Regions from separate parts of the Homo sapiens genome. Here region 1 is linked to region 2. Evidence: read pairs that join two places in POLR2A ChIA-PET (ENCODE). Cell type or tissue: MCF 10A. All regions are shown on one strand. Each heading gives the region's core, and the rest is flanking DNA. Links, peaks and the distances in the headings are about the cores only. Region 1 has its middle 56 kb from the start of PTPN12. Region 2 overlaps PTPN12 (protein tyrosine phosphatase non-receptor type 12).

Region 1 (11,624 bases), core at 1,645-9,644, 110 kb before region 2:
TCTTTAATAATCAGAAATTTTGTATTTTTCCTTTTCCTCCTTGAACTCATATTTCTATTCTGCTTCCACCAAAAAATTGTATCCTAGTATGATATTTTTATTCCTAAAAGTCTTTTTATCAATTATCTTAATTATCACAATAAAAGTATATATGTTGAAATTATTTCCTGTGACCATGAAGCTATGTTTAAGAATTATCCTGGATTGAGATATCATCTCAATTATTATTATAATATTATTGACAAAAACAACATGAATATATTACAACTGTTGATAAGTAATTATTAAACAGAAAAAGTAAATTTTTATTTAAATCTATCTCTTAACTAGCTGGGTGGAGCCTGGCTGGTTTTGCTAAAATTAAGTCAGGTATCTTAGATAAAAATTACTTACTATATTGAGACATGGTTCAATCTGTTTCATTCCCCCCACCTTTTTCTGTTTTATTATTAATGTAAATGCTGGGAAAATTTGTTTGCATAAATAAGTAGGTAGGAATAGAAACAGTGCTCTCAATTCTTTGCACTCTGTCAGAATCATGTCAAAAATCTTGGGGCAATCTGGTATCAAAAATTATTTTTTAATTATCTATCAGGTGATGACTCAATTGCAGACGTTCCTACAAAGATCTATAAATCGCTTATTAATAGCAAACTAGGAAACCATCTAATTGCAAAAGAATTTGTTATGCATTTATTAATGTGACAGCAAACATGGATGGAATTGGAAGCAATTATCCTAAGTGAAATAACTCAGAAATTTAAATACTCATGTTCTCAGTTATAAGTGTGAGCTAAACACTGGGTACACATGGACATATGGAGTGGAATAATAGACATTGGAGACTATAAAAGGTGGGAGGGTGGGAGGAGGATAAAGGTTATTACCTACTGGTAATAACCAATAGGGTAAATGAGGTATCCATCACTTTAAGCCTTATTCTTTCTTTGTGTTACAATCATTCCTATTACACTCTTTTAGTTATTTTTAAAAGTACATTAAATTATTGTTGACTCTGGTCACCCTGTTGTACTATCAAGTAGCAGATATTATTCATTCTAACTATATTTTTGTAGCCATTAACCATCTCCATTTCCCCAACCTCTGTGGCCCCCCCTACCCTTCTCAGCCTCTGGTAACCATCATTCTGCTCTCTATCTCCATGAGTTCAATTATTTTAATTTTAAGCTCCCACAATTGAATGAGACCATGCGAAGTTTGTCTTTCTGTGCCTGGCTTATTTCACTTAACATAATGACCTCCAGTTCCATCCGTGTTGTTGCAAATGTCAGGATCTCAAGGAATCTACATTTTTAACAAGCACTCCAACTGATTCAGATGCAGATGGTCCTTAGGTTCTACTTCAGGAAACATTCACCTAAAGGGGGAGTATACTGGAAAATGTAAAAGTTGAAATTTGCAGAGGTGGTTTATAAAACGAAAAAATTAACAACTAGAGTGTGTTAATTAAGCTGGATTTCGGGCAAGGAGAACCACTACAAAGTGCGTATGTATGAATTCAGTGTCAATTTAAACAGAAGCACAACTTTGCCTATGGTAGTTATTCATCTCCAAGGGATCTCTGAGGTCCAAAGGTGAGCTCACCCTATGCCCTTGAGTCTGTGTGCTCTCCTGGGGACAAAGAGGACCTGCCAAGTCGCCTTACCATTCTTGTAACAAAACATTTTATATACTAAAGAAGGGCTAAAGACATCACACTATATAAGCTACTTTACAGGCTAAACAATTTGAATTAAGGAGGAACCTGATTTTAGCAAGCTCTTTACTGTCCAAGAATGCCTGGAGTTCTTTAAAAAAAAAATTTTTTAACAGGTGGTGTTGGGGTGCTATAAAGAAGATAAATCAACATAAAGTGACACATTGTAACAGAGAGAAAAACATCTCTACATTTACATTTGTTAGTATTTATTGGTTTGGTTTTTTTGGGGGGGCAGGTGGATGGAGTCTCGCTCTGTCACCCAGGCTGGAATGCAGTGGCATGATCTCAGCTCACTGCAACCTCGGCCTCCCGGGTTCAAGCAATTCTCCTGCCTCAGCCTCCAGAGTAGCTGGGATTACAGGCATGCACCAGCATGCCCAGCTAAATTTTGTATTTTAGTAAAGACGGAGTTTCACCAGGTTGGACAGGCTGGTCTCGAACTCCTGACCCCAGGTGATCCACCTGCCTCAGCCTCCCAAAGTGCTGGGATTACAGGTGTGAGCCACTGCGCCCAGCCACGTTTGATAGTATTTATTCACTAGTGTTCGTAGTATAGTTGTGCTATAAAATAAAAAACAGTAACAGGCTGAAATAAGAAGTGACAAACGCTTAGGGGTAAAAGATTTCTGGCAAACATGAACTTATTAGATTTGTAGTATATGTTTGTCTACTTACCTTTAGAATTACTAAAATATTATTTATCTACATATAAATATATGTTAAAATTTTTTTACAGGAAAGGTATAAGGTCTTTATAAACATTCAAATTCTCCTAACCTATGGAGTGGATAATAAACTGATTATTGTGTTTTGTTTTGTTTTTTAGAGACGGGGTCTTGCTTTGTTGTCCAGGCTAGAGTGCAGTGGCATGATCGCAGTTCACTGCAGCCTCAATCTCCTGAGCTCAAGCAATCCTCTGGCCTCGGTCTCCTGAGTAGCAGGGACTACAGTCATGTGCCACCATGCCCAGCTAATTTGGGCGTCCCACTATGTTGCCCAAGCTGATCTCGAACTTCTGGGCTCAAGCGATTCTTCCACCTAGACCTCCCAAAGTGTTGGGATTACATGCGTGAGCCACTGCACCCAGCCTAGGTGATTTTTTTTTTTTTTTTTTTTTTTAAGACAGAGTCTTGCTCTGTTGCCCAGGATGGAGTGCAGTGGCGTGATCTCGGCTCACTGCAAGCTCCGCCTCCCGGGTTCACGGCATTCTCCTGCCTCAGCCTCCCGAGTAGCTGGGACTACAGGCGCCCGCCATCATGCCCGGCTAATTTTTTGTATTTTTAGTAGAGACGGGGTTTCACCGTGTTAGCCAGGATGGTCTTGATCTCCTGACCTCGTGATCCGCCAGCCTCCCAAAGCCTAGGTGATTTTTTTAAAACATTTTGTTTTTAAACATTTTGTTCTTAAACATTTCAAACATATGCAAAAATATGCTAGTACAATGAAACTACTCTAGCTTTAGATCCTTAATTTACTTCGGACACTGGGGATTTTTTCTTTCTTTTTTTTCCAAATTCAGCTGTGTATACATTTTTGTTTGTTATATTGTATCCAGCATTTCTAGCTATATGCTGGAAAGTCTATCTATATATGTCTAGTATTATTTCATCTGTACTCCCCGCATTGCCCTCTCCTCCCCTTACTGGATTATGTTAAAGCAAATCTCACATCATCATTTTTATCCTTATTATTTTAGTATATATCTCCAAAAAGTGACTTTCTAAAAAACATAACCACAACATCATTATCATACCTAAAACATTAACAATATGTGACTATTTTAAAATACACTGGAGCTTGCATATCCAAAGGAAGATTCTCTTCAAAGAATCATCTTAAAAGGCTATAATTTCCCAAAACATTTTTGGATACCTCTCAGGATTACTTTCAGGACTAGCAATATATTAAGTATCCCGAATGGTGACAAATCTTCACTCTTCAAGGGTAGACTGGACTTGAAAATAGCTGAAAAGTCTTTAGGAATAAACCCTAATGAGCGGTTGGAGTAATCAGACTGGTTTTGTTAGAGAGTAATATACACAGAGGCACAAGGTGTGTCCATTTCATGAAAGGAGTCTGATGCTTGTAAACTAGCTCAAATTACCTACTGGATGACCAGAGATGCAAGGCTAGAGAAAGAGGAGCTCTATTGCATCAGGAGCTGAGGCAGGAGAGGATCCTAAGAGGAGAATGTGAGAGGCAGCTGAGAGAACCAGCCAACTGGCAAGAGGGAGTTATGCTTAATCTTTGTACCCTAAATTCCAATGATTCCAGGCCACTTTCTGGATTTATCTTGCATTTCAGGTCTCCTTCCTTTTGCAAACAATGTTCCCTGTGATTGGAATGCCTACTCCGGCTGGGTGGACCCACTGGATGAATCTCTAGTCATCCTTTAAGATCTTGATCAAATATTATCACATTATTTGACTCTCTGGCGCAATAAGTTGTTCCATTTTCTGGCCCAGTTGTACTTTGTAAATGTCTCTTTTAACATCTCTGTGACTGTTTCATATTATTCAGATTTGTATATATTCCCCCAATAAGACTGGGAGTTTCATTTTTGTATCTTTGGCATATAGACAGTGACTGGCACATAGTGGGGCTTCAGTAATCATTTATTACATAGATATGATTAATAATCTGCATATCTTTATATGGGTTAGATCTTGAAATATCCTCATAATATAACAAAGCAGTTGTGGGCTCTAAACATTATAGAACAAAGCAAAGAAGAAAAACCTTATGCAAGAGCAGTATTTCAACAGAATCCCTAGAAGTTTCAGATCTTCACAGTGGAAAATTACAGCACAGAATTGCCCAAAGATATGTTGGCAATTTCATTCCCTCTCTTTCTTTTTTTTTTTTTTTTTTCCGAGATGGAGTCTAGCTCTGTTGCCCAGGCTGTAGTGTAGTGGCGTGATCTTGGCTCACTGCAACCTCCACCTCCCGGGTTCAAGCAATTCTCTGCCTCAGCCTCCCAAGTAGCTGGGATTACAGGCACCTGCCACCATGCCCAGATAATTTTTGTATTTTCAGTAGAGACGGGGTTTCACCATCTTGGCCAGGCTGATCTAGAACTCCTGACTTCGTGATCTGCCTGCCTCGGCCTCCCAAAGTGCTGGGATTACAAGCACAAGCCACCGCACCTGGCCCTTTCCCTCTCTTTTTAAAAATACATTTTCCAAATCCATTTTTTTGAGATTAGACTTATTCTATTTTTCTTTAAGGGATTAATGTTTGAAAAGTTAGTGAATTAAGGCCAGGCGCGATGGCTCACACCTGTAATCCCAGCACTTTGGGAAGCCGAGGCAGGCGGATCACGAGGTCAGGAGTTTGAGACCAGGCTCGACAACATAGCTTAACCCCGTCTCTACTAAAAACACAAAAATTAGCCAGGCATGGTGGTGGGCACCTGTAATCCCAACTACTTGGGAGGCTGAGACAGGAGAATCGCTTGAACCCGGGAGTTGCAGGTTGTAGTGAGCCAAGATCATGCCATTGCACTCCAGCCTGGGTGACAAAAGCAAAACTCCATCTCAAAAAAAAAAAAAAAAAAAGGAAAGTTATTGAATTAAGTACAAATTGAAATTGAGTTCAAACTTAGTTGATTTACATTTTTCTCAAAATAGATTTAGAAGGCAGAACACAAAGCATAAAAATAAATCATCTGGCCGAGCGTGGTGGCTCACGCCTGTAATCCCAGCGCTTTGGGAGGCTGAGGCGGGTGGATCACCTGAGGTCAGGAGTTCAAGACCAGCCTGGTCAACATGGTGAAACCCCGTCTCTACTAAAAATACAGAAAGTAGCCAAGCATGGTAGCGGGCATCTGTAATCCCAGCTGCTTGGGAGGCTGAGACAGGAGAATCTCTTGAACCGCAGAGGCGGAGGTTGCAGTGAGCCGAGATTGCACCACTGCACTCCAGCCTGGGCAACAAAGAGCAAAACTCTAACTCAAAAAAATAAATAAATAAATCATCTACTTCAGAGGAAATAGATGACTATCAGTCATTGTGTTAAAACTATAGAAATTTGATAGAGTTCAAAATAACATTTAATATGCTGTCTTGTCAGGACCATTCATATACTCCTCTTTCACTCCCACCTTCTGCCCTAGATCAAGAACAACCCCATTCACTCCTAATCAAATGACCAACCTGGCCTTTGGCCTTAATAGGAAGTAAAAGTGTCTCTTCCGGCATTGTATCAGTGGTATGTGCCGCACCTACCACACCTGCAGCATAGTCTTAGGATGAGGAAGAAGTTTGTGGGTAGCCCAGGTGGGTAGAAAGGAGATAGAGAGAGCCACATGTAAAGAACAGTTGCATCTGATGTCACCTGTTCCTGGCTGAACCTGAATTTTATCAAGACCATAAAGTCCTCTGAGCCCTAGCTGGTTCACAACATATTTTCAATCTAGGTTTTTTTTTTTTTTTTTTATCACTAAGTCCACAGAAATTTTTACAATCCTTGTCAGGTGGTAAATATTCTATTAAACCGTGTTTGTATGGAAATAACCTGATTTGGATATAGAAGAAACAGAATTGAATTAGTTGAGCAACAGGTTTGCTTGGTTCTCATGGTTACATTGCACAACCTGGGCAAGGCATCCCATGACATAAAAGATTGTTATAATTCAACCCGGAAATCCGGCCAGACCTCCCAGGTACTTACAAAAGCAGTTCAGCCTCCACAACATAGGAATGATTTATCTGATTTCATGACACATGGCCTCTTGGATCCTGTGACCATTTCTCAACTGGACAATATATTAAATAAATTAGCACTTGCTTTTTGATAGTTTCATAAAGAAAATTTATTGGTTTTTTAAAAATAAAAACAGAATCCAAAATCATAACTTAAAATGAATGCATGCACACAAAGTTGAAAACATAGAAATGATGCAACAAGTAACAGTACCATTTGTATGTTGTTTGAAAGAATAGCATATTTTAATTATTACATGTAAAAAATTTCACATTCCTAATAAAGAGGGTAAAAGTGAAACATTCAAGACCTCCTTTTATCCTTTTTTGTCTTTTTGAGACAGGGTCTCTTGCTCTGTTGCACAGGCTGGAGTGCAGTGGCATGATCACAGCTCACTGCAACCTCAACCTCCCAGGCTCCAGCAATCCTTCCACCTCAGCCTCCCAAGTAGCTGGAACTACATGCAGGTGCCATCACACCCAGCTAATTTTTTTATTTTTTTGAGACAGAGTTTCATTCTTGTCGCCCAGGCTGGAATGCAATGGCGTGGTCTCAGCTTACTGCAACTTCTGCCTCCTGAGTTCAAGCGATTCTCCTGCCTATGCCTCCCAAGTAGCTGGGATTACAGGCACCCACCACCACGCCCAGCTGATTTTTTTTTTTTTTTGTATTTTTAGTAAAGACGGGGTTTCACCATGTTGGCCAGGCTAGTCTCGAACTCCTGACCTCAGGTGATCTGCCTGCCTTGGCCTCCCAAAGTGCCGGAATTACAGGCGTGAGCCACCATGCCCTGCCAGTGAAACCCCTTCTCTACTAAAAATACAAAAATTAGCTGGGCGTGGTGGCTCGCGTCCGTAGTCCCAGCTACTCGGGAGGCTGAGGCAGGAGAACCGCTGGAACCAGAATCTCAGAGTGAGCCGAGATCATGCCACTGCACTCCAGCCTGGGAGACAGTGAAACTCCATCTCAAAAAAAAAAAAAAAAAAAAAGAAAAAAAGAAAAAGAAAAGAGTCAGGAAAGTAGCACATTTTAAAATGAGTCTAATAGTGTTACGTAGAAATAATATAAAATTTACCAATTATGAGGTTATCCTTCGTTGGTTCTCAGTATTGGTTAGGGCTTAGTTATAGCAATGTTTCTGCTTTGACTTTTCACATTTAAAAATGTACACATTTTACAGAAATATAAGAAAAATAAATGCTTGTAGATACGGTACAGATTAATTGGAGATTCCGGGAAAAGCAACCAAAATCTTCAAAGGACATATAATCAGACCTATAAGAACAAATTTTAAAAACTGAGTTTCTGCTCTACTCTGCATTTCAGAACTGTTAGCATGAACTGTGATAAAACAGAAAGCTTTTCAGATGAAGCTATGCAAATATTTATAGAATCAAAGATAATTTGGACTATAGTATCTAATAGTAATAATAGACATTATTGGCTTCATGAATATAATCTGCTAAACACTTTATTATTACTTTTTTTTTTTTTTTTGAGACGGAGTCTCGCTCTGTCGCCCAGTCTGTTAGCGCAGTGGCGCGATCTCGGCTCACGGCAAGCTCCGCCTCCCGGTTTCACGCCATTCTCCTGCCTCAGCCTCCCGAGTAGCTGGGACTACAGGCGCCCGCCACCACGCCCGGCTAATTTTTTTTTTAATTTTTAGTAGAGACGGGGTTTCACCGTGTTAGCCAGGATGGTCTCAATCTCCTGACCTCTTGATCCACCCATCTCAGCCTCCCAAAGTGCTGGGATTACAGGCGTGAGCCACTGCACCCAACCTTTTTTTTCTTTTTGACTGAGTGTCACTCTGTCGCCCAGGCTGGATGTAGTGGCGCAATCTTGGCTCACTGCAACCTCCACTTCCGCGGTTCAAGCTATTCTCCTACCTCAGCCTCCCGAGTAGCTCGGACTACAGGCGCATGCCACCACGTCTGGCTAATTTTTTGTATTTTTTTTAGTAGAGACGGGGTTTCACTGTGTTGGCCAGGATGGTTTCAAACTCCTGACCTCAGCTGATCCACCCGCCTTGGCCTCCCAAAGTGCTGGGATTACAGGCGTGAGCCATCGCTCCTGGCCCTGTGATTTCTTACAAAAGTGTTCTGTAGTTCTCCTTGTAGAGATCTTTCATCTCCTTGGTCGTATTCCCAGGTATTTTATTCTTTTGTGGATATTGTAAATGGGATTGTATTCTTGAGTTGGCTCTAATTTTTAACATAATTGTTGTGTAGAAATGCTACTGATTTTTGTACATTTAATCTTGTATCCTGAAACTTTACTAAAGCCATTTTCCAGTTCCAGGAGTCTTTTAGCAGAGTCTTTAGAGTTTTCTAGGTATAGAATCATATCGTCTGCAAAGAGAGATAGTTTGACTTTTTCTTTTCCTATCTGAATGTCTTTCTTTCTTTCTTTTGCCTGACTGCTCTGGCTAGTATTTCCAGTACTATGTTGAATAGGAGTGGTGAGAGTGGGGATTCTCGGTGAGAGTGGGTATCCTTGTCTTGTTCTCAAGGGGAATGCTTCCAGTTTTTGCCTGTTTAGCATGACGTTGGCTGTGGGTTTCTCAGAGATGGCTCATTACTTTAATGTATGTTCCTTTGATGCCTCTAGCCTGTTGAGGGTTTTTTAATCATGAAACGATGTTAGATTTTATCAAAAGCTTTTTCCAAGTCTAATGAGATGATTATACGGTTTTTGTTTTCAATTCTGTTTATGTGGTGAATCACATTTATTGATTTGCATATGTTGAGCTAACATTGCATCACAGGAATGAAGCCTCCTTGATCATGGTGAGTTAACTTTTTGATGTGCTATTGGATTTGGTTTGCTCGTATTTTGTTGAGGGTTTTTGCGTCTGTATTCATTAGGAATACTGGCCTGTCGTTGTCTTGTTTCCTTGCGTCTTTGCCAGGTTTGGTATCAGGGTGGTGCTGGCTTCATAGAATGTATTAGGAGGGAGTCCCTCCTCCTCAATTTTTTGGAATAGTTTCAGTAGAATTGATACCAGCCCTTCTTTGTACGTCTGGAGAATTCAGCTGTGAATCCATCTGGTCCTGGGCTTTTTTGATTGGTAGATTTTTTTATTACTGTTTCAATATTGGAATTCAATATTGGTCTGTTTGGGGTTTCAATTTCTTCCTGATTCAATCTTGGGAGTTTGTGCATTTCCAAGAATTTATCCATTTCTTCTAGGTTTTCTAGTTTACGTGTGTAGAGATGTGCACAGGAGTCTCTGAGGATCTTTTGTATTTCTTTGGAATCAGTTGTAATGGCACCTTTGTCGTTTCTGATTGTGCTTATTCTAAACTTATTTCTAAGCAGGGCTGAAAGGAGGCAATATTAGCCCCAACTACTAATATTATTCAGTAAAAAGCATTTTATTCCTTAATCAATAGGGGCTTACTCTAAAAAGTAAATACTTGGGGAGAAAAAAGTCTTTTTAAAATTATTCATAGTTAAATGGAAAATATTTAATTAGATAATCACTTTTCTCCACACTTAATAGCTAATAGTAGTTGTTTTGCTGGGGAATGTGAGGAAGAGGGCTACAATAAATTGGGAGTACTAAAATCTCCAGGAGTGGCCAGACTGAGCTGGGCATCAGAGGGGGATTACTGTCACTTAAAGGGCATGGTGGGCACATTACAATTTGTCCTGGTACTTCACATGGCAGTAGCCAATCCCTTGAGAGTTTGGTAAGGTTCCCTAGTAACTGAATTTTGTCTAGCTTGTCCCAGTGGCACAGCAAGCACAGCCAGGAGAAATGTGGTGGATTGTATATGGTAAACGCAAAGATGAACTTCCTGATTATAAGGATGAGAAACACTGGAACCAGCTCCTTAGAGAGAGGGAGTTTGTAGAATCTGTATCCTGGAAGAAGTGGCTCTCTCACAGGAAAAAGTTCTTTGATAGAAGGTAGCTTTGTGGAGTGTGTACACTTAACTGGACATGACTGAAGATAGTAGGGGAGGATGAGCTTTGCTTTGAATGAGAAGCAAAGGAGTTGCCCTTTTTTTTTTTTTTTTTTTTTTGAGACAGAGTTTTGCTCTTGTTGCCCAGGCTGGAGTGCAATGGTGCGACCTAGGCTCACCGCAACTTCCGCCTCCTGGGTTCAAGTGATTCTCCTGTCTCAGCCTCCTGAGTAGCTGGGATTACAGGCGCCCGCCACCATGCCCAGCTAATTTTGTATTTTTAGTAGAGACGGTTTCTCCATGTTGGTCAGGCTGGTCTCGAACTCCCGACCTCAGGTGATCTGCCCACCTCGGCCTCTCAAAGTGTTGGGATTACAGGCGTGAGCCACCGTGCCAGGCCAGGAGTTGTTAAAAATGAAATACCATGAGTAAAGTATTCATTTCTGTCCAAAGCAAAAAAAGACCCTATCACATTACAAATGATTTTTATTCTGCAAGAGATCTAGTAAACAGACCATCTAGAGAACCTTACAGTTCAGGCTTACAGATCTACTCATATTTCCTTTTAATGGGCAATTTCTTGTAATTGTTTTTGATAACAAAAGTACTTCCAACTGGAAACTGGTAAAGAACAGGCTAATTTGGGGGAACTGCATACTCCTAAAATACACCTTTATGATTTCTCTAAACTCCCATGTTGCCCTCAACAGTTTATAAGCATATGACAGGAAAATAGGGGAACTATGAGGAATGTGGGTGGGGAGCCCAGTATAGCACAAACACCTGGATCTTGTTCACTTCATTCACTGATCATTAGCCCACTGCCAGCAACATCCTTCTGTCCAGATATTATCACAGCATCCTCTTCTTTACTTACTAAAATGTGAATACCTACAACACACTCAACAAAGAATTCAATTGAACTAATACTTTCACATCTTATCCTCATTTGAAAGCACATTAATATTATTGTACTTCAGTTTCTACATATGTAAAATTGGTGTGCTGGAGGAGTTTGAACAAACTAGATGATCTATGAAGTCTCTTTCAATTCTAAGATTATAAGTTTCCTTTTTTTTATTATTTTTCAGACGGACTCTCACTCTGTCACCCAGGCTGGAGTGCAGTAGCACAATCTCGGCTCACTGCAACCTATGCCTCGCGGGTTCAAGCAGTTCTCTACCACAGCCTCCCGAATAGCTGGGATTACAAGTGCCCACCACCACGCGCGGCTAATTTTTGTGTTTTTAGTAGAGACGGGGTTTCACCATCTTGGCCAGGCTGGTCTT
Region 2 (11,624 bases), core at 2,164-10,163:
GTGAAATATGAAAGTTACATTTTTTAAATAAGAATTTTAGCATATGGGCTTGTGTATCACTGGTTAGTATTCATCAGCCACTTGGTATGTTTGTTAAAAGCTGCAGAGGCTGAAACCCTAGACTCTGCTCTAGTAAATCAGAGATAATGTCCTGGAATTTGAATTTTAAAAGAGTTCCAGAGATGATTCTTATTGCAACTTTAATACACTGCTTTACGTCACTGGTGGTGGTGTTTTTTTGTTTTGTTTTGTTTTGTTTTGTTTTTTTGCTGTTGTTGTTTTGTTTTAAGACAGAATCTTCACTCTGTCGCCCAGGCTAGAGTGCAGTGGCGCAATCTTGGCTCACTGCAACCTCTGCCTCCCAGCCAGTTTCAAGTGGTTCTCCTGCCACAGCCTCCCGAGTAGCTGGGATTACAGGTGCCTGCCAGGTGGTGGTTGTCTGAAAATTTATTTCATTTCCTTTCAGTTTAATGTTAGAAATTACCCTGCTGGTACCTAGAGTCCATTTTCATCCATTGTTTTTTAAAATAAATGTTCTTAAGCTGTCTATTTAACCTTACTTACGCTTCATTAGAAAATACCTGTGTGTCAACCATACATATTTTATGAATTTTTTTCTCGTAGTTGATCACAGCCGAGTTAAATTGACATTAAAGACTCCTTCACAAGATTCAGACTATATCAATGCAAATTTTATAAAGGTATGTACTAACTTTAAATGGTGTTTCTCTGCCATATTAATGTCTTTCTACATACTAGTTTTGTAAAAACTTTTTGAATTGCTCAAACATGATACCAACAGCAAAAGAAATAAAAATAAAGCCACTGCCCTGGCACAATGTTTTTATATGCTTTCCTTCTAGCCTTCTTATTCATATAGATAAATAGTTTCTACTTAGTTTTGTGATAGCAGAGATAACATTTTCTTTTTTATTTCTTCTTTCCCATGGAAGTCTTACCTATTACTAAATTATTTTCTCAGTTATCCCTTTGGACACAAATGAACATCATCAATCCCCGTTGTTGACCCATATAGGTTGTTTCCAAATTTTTAAAATGATAATATTGCAGTAAACATCTTTGTTGTTTTGAATAATTTCTTAGGATAAATTACTAGGGGTGGGATTACTGGATAATACTGATTTAAAATTCTAGAACATAGCTTTAAATGTAAAACTTTTGGCAGTTGTCACTGTTTCAGGTGGCAACCCAAAATCCAAGATTAAATAGTCTCTTTTATAACCTTTGTTTGGATACCCTTTGATGAAAAGCAGTCAAGTTCTTTTTTTTTTTTTTTTTTTTTTTTTTTTGAGACGGAGTCTCGCTCTGTCTCCCAGTCTGGAGTGCAGTGGCGCTATCTCGGCTCACTGCAAGCTCTGCTTCCCGGGTTCACGCCATTCTCCTGCCTTGGTCTCGATCTCCTGACCTGTGATCCACCCGCCTCTGCCTCCCAAAGTGCTAGGATTATAGGCGTGAGCCACTGCGCCCAGCGTCAAGTTCTTTATGGTAGCAGTAGAGATAGATGCAAAGTGCTACTTGATTCAGTTTAAATAAAAGGCTTTTTTTCCATCAGCTAATCTGTGATTTTTAATCTTTCAAGTGATATGATAGTATAATTTTCATTTATTTTATATATGGTGTTTATACATATTTTCATGTTTTTGTTGATAAAAATGTTAACTGATAAAAGTTTATGCCAGGCCGGGCACGGTGGCTCATGTCCGTAATCCCAGCACTTTGGGAGACCTAGGCGGGTGGATCACCTGAGATCAGGAGTTCGAGACCAGCCTGGCCAACATGGGGAAACCCAGTCTCTACTAAAAATACAAAAATTAGCCGGTCATGGTGGTGCATGCCTGTAATACCAGCTTCTCGGGAGACTGAGGCAGGAGAATCGCCTGAACCCAGGAGGTGGAAGTTGCAGTAAGCCGAGATCGTGCCAATGCACTCCAGTCTGGGTGACAGAGCAAGACTCCGTCTCAAAAAAAAAAAAAAAAGTTTATGTGGTAAAATTATTATCTATGTCAATATTCAGCAGTCATGGTTTTAAATAAAAATTTCTTTTTTTAACAAAGTTAAAAACCAAAATGAATACATTAAATAAAAACTAATAAATTGATAGTTTGCTATTTCAGATGTTGTCAATGTTCATATTCTTTTTTTAAGGCTGTTTGTTAAAAGTTATAGTTTTTACTTATGCTTAATGACACTGATTCATTGTATGAGTCAGTTATGTACCAGTTTAGTATTTTAGTCAGTGACATTGTTTGGTTTATATTCTCATGTTCATTATTAAAAACCTGTATAGTAGATGCTTGATAAACTTTTGAGTTGAATAGATAATGGAAGGTAGCTATGGAAGAAACTAAGAAAGAGCTCTTCACTAGTTTTAGTATTGTTTTAGAATCAGAGCATGCTCTGTATTTCTGCCAGTTAGCTTTGTTGAGTAGGTATTAGGGCTTTTGTTATTAATGCCTAGATAAGTAATAATTTTTAATTAGCATAAGGCGGTTCTTAAATACCTATTCTGTGCACCATATCCAGTAAACACAAAGTAATAGCAGTCATCAAAAGCTTAAGTGAATTGAATATATTTTGCCATGCTTTAATATACTATGAAAGACACATTATTTGGAAATGGTTTAAGTTAAAACAACAATATTACTAATACAATTTGAAACCTTATATTTTGGGTAATGAAATATTTTTGGTAATCAAAATAAATGTGAAATTTGCTTTTAACCATTTTTAGGGCGTCTATGGGCCAAAAGCATATGTAGCAACTCAAGGACCTTTAGCAAATACAGTAATAGATTTTTGGAGGATGATATGGGAGTATAATGTTGTGGTAAGTAATTTACTTTTCACAATAAATTTTGAGAAATACTTATGTAATAACATAGGCTATTTTACTGAATAAGGAATGAGGGGATTTTTAAAAAATCCATAATTATGTTTACTTATTGCTGATGTTTACTAAAAAGATGGACCCATTTTTAGGATGTCTCATTAAATTTTTACAAACTAGGCTAAATATTTTAAGAAGGTGTGATAATAATTTAAATCTTGTCCTAAGTCAGTAAGTAATGATACAGCTATCAAACAACTTATAAAAAGCAGAAAAGGATTAGTGCTCTAATAGGTCAGTAAAATACTTGATAGTACAGTTATACTCATTTGAGTCCCTCTTCTCAGGAAAATATATATAAACACATAACTATAAATAGACTATAAATATGCAGTATAAGAGAATTTCATCTATCCCTGGAGTTCATTCAGTGCCCTCTTGTTCTTTTGGATGAAGGGAAATAATATGCCCTTAGATTTAGAAGCAGAGAAATTAGAATACTGCGAAGAGCTACCCTATACTGCTCTGTAGTATTCTTGAAACCTAACCATGTGCATTGATACTTTTCATTGTGTGGATGTGGAAAATCAGTAATGTGAAACTTTCATTTTTGTCTTACGGCTTTTTAATGGAATTGTAATGATTCTAAAGCATTGACATGCTCTGGTCTTTGAAAGATTAATAAAAGGGGGGAAATTTTCCAGTTATTTATATTTGCTGTACTTCACTTTAAAAACTAGATGTGCTTGGGGATTGAGAAAGAGCATGAAGAAACTTTCTGGATGATGGGAACATCCTGTATCTTGATAAGATTTGTGTTGCACAGATGTGTGTATTTGTCCAAACTCGGAGAATGTTCACTTTAGGATTTGTGCATTTCATTATATGTAAAATTTGCCTCAAGGGAAAAATACTGGAAACAATATAAAAATTATGTTCTAGATTGGCCGCGTGGGGTGGCTCATGCCTGTAATCCCAGCACTTTGGGAGGCCGAGGTGGGCAGATCACGAGGTCAGGAGATCGAGACCATCCTGGCTAACACGGTGAAACCCTGTCTCTACTAAAAATACAAAAAATTAGCTGGACGTGGTGGCGGGCGCCTGTAGTCCCAGCTACTCAGCAGGCTAAGGCAGGAGAATGGCGTGAACCCGGGAGGCAGCGCTTGCAGTGAGCTGAGATAGCGCCACTGCACTCCAGCCTGGGCGACAGAGCGAGACTCCGTCTCAAAAAAAAAAAAAAAAATTTATTGTGTTCTAGATAATAATATGCATGCTGAAGTATTTTGGGGAGAGTGTACTGATGTTCACAACTTACTTTGAAATGCATTTTTAAAATAAGATGGATTGATAGAGGGATAGCTATGTGATAAAACATGGTGAAATGTTAATGATAGAATATAGGTGATGGCTATACAATGTTTACTGTAAAATTCTCAACTATGCTGTGTGTTGGAAAGTTTACATTATAAAATGGGAAAAAGCAGGTGTGATCAACTTTTAAAATGGTGTTAAACGCATTCAATATTTAAATAATTATAAATATATTTTTAATTAATAGTGCTATTTATAATTAGGTAAATATCCTAAAAGTGATATTTTAATATAATTTCAGAAGTCACAAAGTAAATCTGTAAGATTTACATGATTTAATTCAAACCAAAAACATCATGTTAATTGGAACCAATTTAATTTGTTGCTGTATAGTTAGCCCTTGTTTGGAAAGTCTAATTTTGATAATTTCTTTAACTTACACATTTAATATTGAAACTACTTTTTTAGGCAAGCCAATTATACTTCTCGGTGCAAAATTCTTGAAATCTGTATTTTATTAAAAAGTAAAATTGTGTTTAACTGATACGTTCTTTATCTCACTCCCCACCATCACTTTTTAGATCATTGTAATGGCCTGCCGAGAATTTGAGATGGGAAGGGTATGTATAATCTATTCCTCTTACTATTTCATTTTTACGGATAAATATTCTTAGTCTTTTATTATTATAGTCTTAACATAAGCGGTTAATGTAGATACTTCTTTTATTTTGGGGTACTGCTGTTGCTTTTATTTCATACAAGGGACAAAATAATCTCTCAAGCATGTTGTTTTCTTTTATATTTTGTAAGTATGTTTTATCACACACAGGCATACCTCAGAGATATTATAGGTTCAGTTCCAGACCACCACAATAGCGCAATTCAAACAAATTTTTTGTTTTCTTAGTGCATATAAAAGTCATATTTATACTGTATTATAGTCTGTTAAATGTTCAGTAGCATTATACCTATAAAACACTTCATGCCTTATTTTATTTTTTTATTTTTTCTAGACAGAGTCTCGCTCTGTTGCCCAGGCTGGAGTGCAGTGGTACAATCTTGGCTCACTGCAACCTCCGCCTCCCAGGTTCAAGCGACTCTCCTGCCTTAGCCTTCTGAGTAGCTGGGATTATAGGCATGTGCCACCACAACTGGCTAATTTTTGTAGTTTTAGTAAAGATGGGGTTTCACCATGTTGGCCAGGCTGGTTTCGAACTCCTGACCTCAGGTGTTCTGCCCACCTCGGCCTCCCAAAGTGCTAGGATTATAGACGTGAGCCACTGCGCCTGGCCTTCCATGCCTTAATTTAAAAATAATTTATTGCTAAAAAATGTTAATGATCATCTGAGCCTTCAGCTAGTTGTAATCTTTATGCTGGTAAAGGGTTTTGTTGACGTTGATGGCTGCCGACTGATCAAGTTGGTATTTGCTAAAGGTTGGGGTAGCTGTGGCAATTTTTGATAAAATACAAGACAGGACCAGGAACGGTAGTTCACATTTGAATCCCAGCACTTTGGGAGGTGGAGGTGGGAGGATCACTTGAGCCCAGAAGGTTGAGGCTGCGGTGAGCTATGATTATGCTACTGTACTCCAGCCTGGGCAGAGGGAGACTCCACCTATAAAAACATAAAATAAGAAACAGTGAAGTTTGCCACATTGATTGTCTCTTCCTTTCATGAAAGATTGCTCTGTAGCATGCCATGCTGTTTGATAGCAACAGCAGTTGCTGTTCTACCCACAGTAGAACTACTTGGCAAATTGGAGTCAGTCCTTTCAAACCCTTCCACTGCTTTATCAACTAAGTTGATTTAATGTCCTAAATCCTTTGTTGTCATTTCAAGTGCTCACAGCATCTTCACCAAAAGTATATTCCATCTCAAGAAAGTAGATTCCATCTCAAGAAACCACTTTATTTTCTTATCCGTAAGAAGCAACTCCTCATCCATTCCAGGTTTTATCATGAGATTGTGGCAATTCATTTCCATCTTCAAGCTCCACTTCTGATTCTCTTTGTTGTTTCCACCACATTTGCAGTTACTTCCTCTACTGAAGTCTTGAACCTCTCAAAGTTATCACGAGGGTTGGAATTAACTTTTTCCAAACTCGTGTTAATCTTGATATTTCGACCTCCTCCCACGAATCATGAATGTAATTAATTGCATCTAGAATGCTGAATCCTTTCCAGAAGGTTTTCAGTTCACTTTCCCTAGACCCATCAGAGTAATCATGATTTATGGCAGCTTTAGCTTTACAAAATATGTTTCTTAAATAATAAGACTTGAAACTCAAAATTACTCCTTGATCCATGGGCTGCAGAATGGATGTTGTATTAGCAGGCATGAAAACATATTAATCTCCTTGTACATGTCCATCAGAGCTTTTGGGTGACCAGGTGCGTTGTAAACGGAAATATTTTGAAAGGAATTTTTTTTTCCAACCAGTAGTCCCCAGTAGTGAGCTTAAAATATTCATTAAACCATGCAATAGGGATGGGCTGGGGGTGGGGTTGAAAAAACAAAAACATGCTGTAAACAGATGTGCTGACATCCAGGCCTTACTCCATTTATAGAGGACAGACAGAGTACATTTGGCATGATTTTTAGAGCCCTTAGGATTTTCAGAATGGTAAATGAGCATTGGCTTCAACTTAATGTCACCAGCTGCATTAACCCCTAACAAGAGAGTCAGCATGTCCTTTGAAGCTTTGAAGCTAGACGTTGACTTCTTTTCTCTAGTTCTGAAAATCCTAGATGGCATCTTCTTCCAATATAAGGATGTTTCATCCATACTGAAAATATGTCATTTAGTATAGCTTGTTTCATCAGTGCTCTTAGCTTAGATCTTTGGATAACTTGCTGCAGCCTCTAAATCAGAATTTGGTGCTTCATCTCGCACTTTTATGTTATGGGGACAGCTTCTTTCCTTAAACTTCGTGAACCAGCCTTTGCTAGCTTCTAACTTTCCTTCTGCAGCTTCCTCACACTTTATAGAAATGAAGGGAGTTAGTGCCTTGCTCTGGATTAGGCTTTGGCTTGTAGAAATGTTGCAGCTGGTTTGATCTTCTATCTAGACCACTAAAACTTTCTCCATGTAAGCAATAAGGCTGTTTGACCTACTTAATTTTTGTGTGTTTCCTGGAGTAGCTCTTTTAATGTCCTCCAAAAACTTTTCCTTTTTGTTCTAAACTTGGCTGATTAGTACAAGAGGCCTACCTTTCTGCCTATCTCAGTTTTCAACATGCCTTCTTTACTAAGCTTAATCATTTTTAGCTTTTTTATTTAAAGTGAAAAGTTTGTGACCCTTTTCACTTGAATACTTTGAGGCCATTGTAGGGTTATTAGTTAGTCTAATTTCAATATTGTGTCTCAGGAAATAGGAAAGCCCAAGGAGAGGAAGAGAGACTGTACAAAAACTTGTCAATGGAACAGTGAGAATGCTCACAACATCTGTTGATTAAGTTTGCCATTTTATATGGGAGCAGTTTGTAGCACCCCAAAACAGAGTAGTAACTTCAAACATCACTGATCAGATTACAATAACAGATATCATCATAATGAAAAAGTTTGGAATACTGCAAGAGTTTCCAAAATGTGACACAGACCTGAAGTGAGCATATGCTGTTGAAAAAATGATACCGATATACTTGCTTGGTGCAGGGTTGCCACAAAACTTCAATTTGTAAAATATGCAGTGTCTGAGAAACACAGTAAAATGAGGTATGCCTGTACTTAACAATAATTAATTAGGTATTGTTACTTAGTAAACTTCAAATATTCAGTGGTGTTGTAACTAGAATGCTATCTATGGACTGAAATAGAGAGGTATTTTTAAATAGGAATAAAATTGAACAAGTGGAAATACATTTTAAAAATCTGGTTATCATTAATATATGGTTTGAATTTTTGTTTGTTTGTTTGTTTTGAGACTGTGAGACAGAATCCTGCTGTGTCAGTCAGGCTGGAGTGCAGTGGCGCGATCTCGGCTCACTGCAACCTCCATCTCCCGGGTTCAGGTATATTTCCTGTCTCAGCCTCCCGAGTAGCTGGGACTACAGGCGCCTACCACCATGGCTCAGCTCATTTTTGTATTTTTAGTAGAGATGGGGTTTCACTGTGTTGGCCAGGCTGGTCTCGAACTCCTGACCTCAGGTGATCCGACCGCCTTTGTCTCCCAAAGTGCTGGGATTACAGGCATATAATCCCATGTAATCCACCGCACCAGGCCTGAATATCTTGATTAGTCTGTTTGTTAATACCACAGTATGTTTTGTTTGTTTCCTATCTTCAAAACTGAGAGAAGATAATTTCTTACCCTGATTTTCTAACATTGGTATTTTTATGCTATGTCGAAGTAAAATTTATTTCAAAGCTATTCTGGTATCCTACAGCATCATATTCTGTCCTCACTGTAGGAGGTAATGATATATTTACAGATAATTCATATTTAAATAAAACTTATAAAGTGTGGTCTTCTATAAATATGGCATACAAATCAAACTTACAAATTACATAGTGATTTTATTTGAAGTTTTTTAATACTAATGTAGTTAATATATTTAAAATTATCTTTAGTTTGTAAATATGTTAATTTTTTCAGTAAGCAATATATTGCAAAAGATACATCTTTCAGTTATATTACATAAATAATTGGGAAGCCTTAATTTATTCCATTACTCCCAACTATTTCCTATGTCAGTATTAAGTAATGTTGGACAGAAAGTGAATAAAATGAGAAAATATAAAAACTGAGAAATTATTAAGTAATCAAGTTATCTATTTAAGGGTTGTCAATATATACATTAATATTATTAATCAATTGTCTAAGAGAATTTAAATGTCATTCTCCTAATGTTTTAAGTTACTGTTAAGGTTTAGGATGTATTTCTCTTTTCATTATATTAGTAAGCTCATAGTATGTATCAAGTTATTGATGAAAAATCAAGTAGCATTGAGTACATAATTTTTTGAAGCGAAAGGTTTTTGTGATTCACTGTGTCTTATTAGTAATAGATTATGAGCAAGTTAGGAACTATGAAATTATCTGATAACCTTGACTTTGATCTTGACTTTGAATGTGACCTGGTGGAAAAAGCATAGATAATTAAATCAGACAAACCTACCTTTTACAAGCATTTTGACCATGGTGCAGTACAGTTCACTCTGAGCTTCAGTTTCCTCACATTTGAAAGGAAATAATACCCACCTTGCAGTGTTAGAGATTATGTATGTATGATATTTAACACATAGTTTTTGATATCATTATTAGTTTTATACCAGGAATATAAGTACCAATATAATCTTATTACTGCTCATCTGAATGAGGGGCATTGTTAGTCACACCGCTTTCTATTCTTAACTAAATTAATCTCTTACAACTTGTTTTCTATCTGTTTCAAAGTATTAAAGTTTTGTCAGGTAAAAGATTAAAAAAATGTTTTTTAAACTCTCAAAAATAATTTAAGGTCCAAGTGTAAGTATAGTGGCTCACACCTGTAATCCCAGCTACTTGGGAGGCTAGGGTGGGAGAATTGCTTGAGCCCAGGAGTTTGAGACCAGCTTTGGCAACATGGCAAGACCCCATCTCTATTTTTTTTAAATCTTTTTTTTTTTTTTGTGGGGAGAGACAGTCTCGCTCTGTCGCCCAGGCTTGAGTGCAGTGGCACAATCTCAGCTCTTTGCAACCTGCATCTCCCAGGTTCAAACGATTCTCATGTCTCAGCCTCCTGAGTAGCTGGGATTAAAGGCATGTGCCACCATGCCTGGCTAATTTTTTTGTATTTTTGAGTAGAGACAAGGTTTTGCCATGTTGGCCAGTCTGGTCTTGAACTCCTTGCCTTAAGTCATCCACCCACGTTGGCCTTCCAAAGTGCTGGGATTATAGGCATGAGCCACCACGCCCGGCCTCCATCTATTAAAAAAAAAAAAAATTAGCCGGTTGTGGTGGCACACGCCTGTGGTCCCAGCTACTCAGGAGGCTGAGGTGGGAAGATCACTTGAGCCCAGAAGGTAGAGGCTGCAGTGAGCCGTGATTGCACCACTGCACACTCCAGCCTGGGTGACAAAGTGAGACCCTATCTAAAAAAAGAGAGAATTTAATTTAATCATTTTCTGTAAACATCTCTTGGAAAATGAGATTTGGAAGTTACCTGTGTTTTTAAGCCTCTAAAATGTTAGCTAACCCAACATACCAGACAGTTCTACTTTGTTTCTCTGTGAGCATTACTGTCAACTTATAGTTCATTCAGCCTATAGGTAATAACTCCATTTACTGTATTTGGAACTGTGAAGATTTAATTAGGAATTCATTAACCAATGCATTTCCCACTGCTTAAAAGGTTTATTTAAGCTAGATGGTCACTTAGAGACTTTGATTTTATTGGGCCTTGATACAAATTGCATCATTTCTTAATACCTGAATCATTCTATTTTCCATAAAGTTAGGCTTTTCATTCACTTAACTGATTTTCTAAAATGATGAGGTGCTTGATATTAGAAACTGATGAAAATTTATCATTCTTTTTCTATACCTGTTTAAAATAGGAAGGTAAGAGGAGAAATTATTTGACTACACTTTCTGTAATCTCTAATAAAATTGAATAGTTAATACATCATGTTTGTGTAGGGCTTTTACCATCTGTGGTACATTTGAAATACACTGTTATTTAACAAACATGCAACAACTCTGTAAGATAAGGATTATTATTCCTATTTTTACAGATAAAGAAACTAAAGGTCAATAAAGGAGTAGAATTAGTACTTGCAAAATTCTTCTGATTCCAAGTAGAATATTCTTTCCACTTCATCACATATTTTACATTTAATGAGAATTCAGCCAGATATTTGTAGAGATTGTCATGTTACAAGCAATACAACTTACCTAGCAACCTTTATACCAAATACCTCCTTGTACCAGACACTTTTTTAAAATTAGTTTTTCTTGTCTAGAGGAGGATCTTTGGTCTACTCTGTAGACCTGGCAGATAGCAATGAACAGTTATGCACTTAAGTCAGTAAGGTTCTTATGACTATTCTTGGAGAAGACACAGTAGCCTATTTTTTAAAACAACTGGGTAAATCTAAGCTCTCTCAGCTCCATGCCTGCTAATGTGGGTTTTTCTGTTTTGGGGAAGTAGAAGTAAGCAGAACCTCAGGACACAAAATATTTATAACAGTTTAAGAAAAACTTACATGAATTACTTACTAATTTTTTTTTTTGGATGACAGAAAAAATGTGAGCGCTATTGGCCTTTGTATGGAGAAGACCCCATAACGTTTGCACCATTTAAAATTTCTTGTGTAAGTATCCATTTTTGTAAACACTTTTTTCAGAAAATTGGCATGCTATACTGATGAATAATTAAATTATAATGTGGTATGAACCCAGGCTTATAGACGCCAAGGACTCACAAACCTATGCTTACATTTAAAAAAATTTTGTTTATATACTGCTTTTAAATTTGGAAGCT

Evidence for each region. ChIA-PET counts read pairs that join two places held together with the same protein. Peaks named below come from ENCODE experiments on the same cell type or tissue, not always from the same donor. Only the 100,000 strongest peaks of a DNase experiment are listed, where the experiment ranks them.
Region 1: POLR2A ChIA-PET joins it to region 2 with 8 read pairs; 6 of 35 experiments call an interaction of 5 or more read pairs at or near these places.

What each region holds. Positions count from the first base shown.
Region 1 is chr7:77,475,821-77,487,444 of GRCh38, forward strand. No RefSeq gene overlaps it. Among named protein-coding and RNA genes, the nearest start is that of PTPN12, 56 kb to the right of the region's middle. RefSeq lists a silencer at 3,518-3,718. In MCF 10A, for the core only: no CTCF peak of the experiment used is centred there; a DNase peak (open chromatin) is centred at 6,341.
Region 2 is chr7:77,580,803-77,592,426 of GRCh38, forward strand. PTPN12 (protein tyrosine phosphatase non-receptor type 12) reads left to right here. Exons shown (of 18, transcript NM_002835.4): 3 at 625-701; 4 at 2,753-2,848; 5 at 4,741-4,779; 6 at 11,383-11,454. Among named protein-coding and RNA genes, the nearest start is that of PTPN12, 49 kb to the left of the region's middle. In MCF 10A, for the core only: no CTCF peak of the experiment used is centred there; no DNase peak of the experiment used is centred there.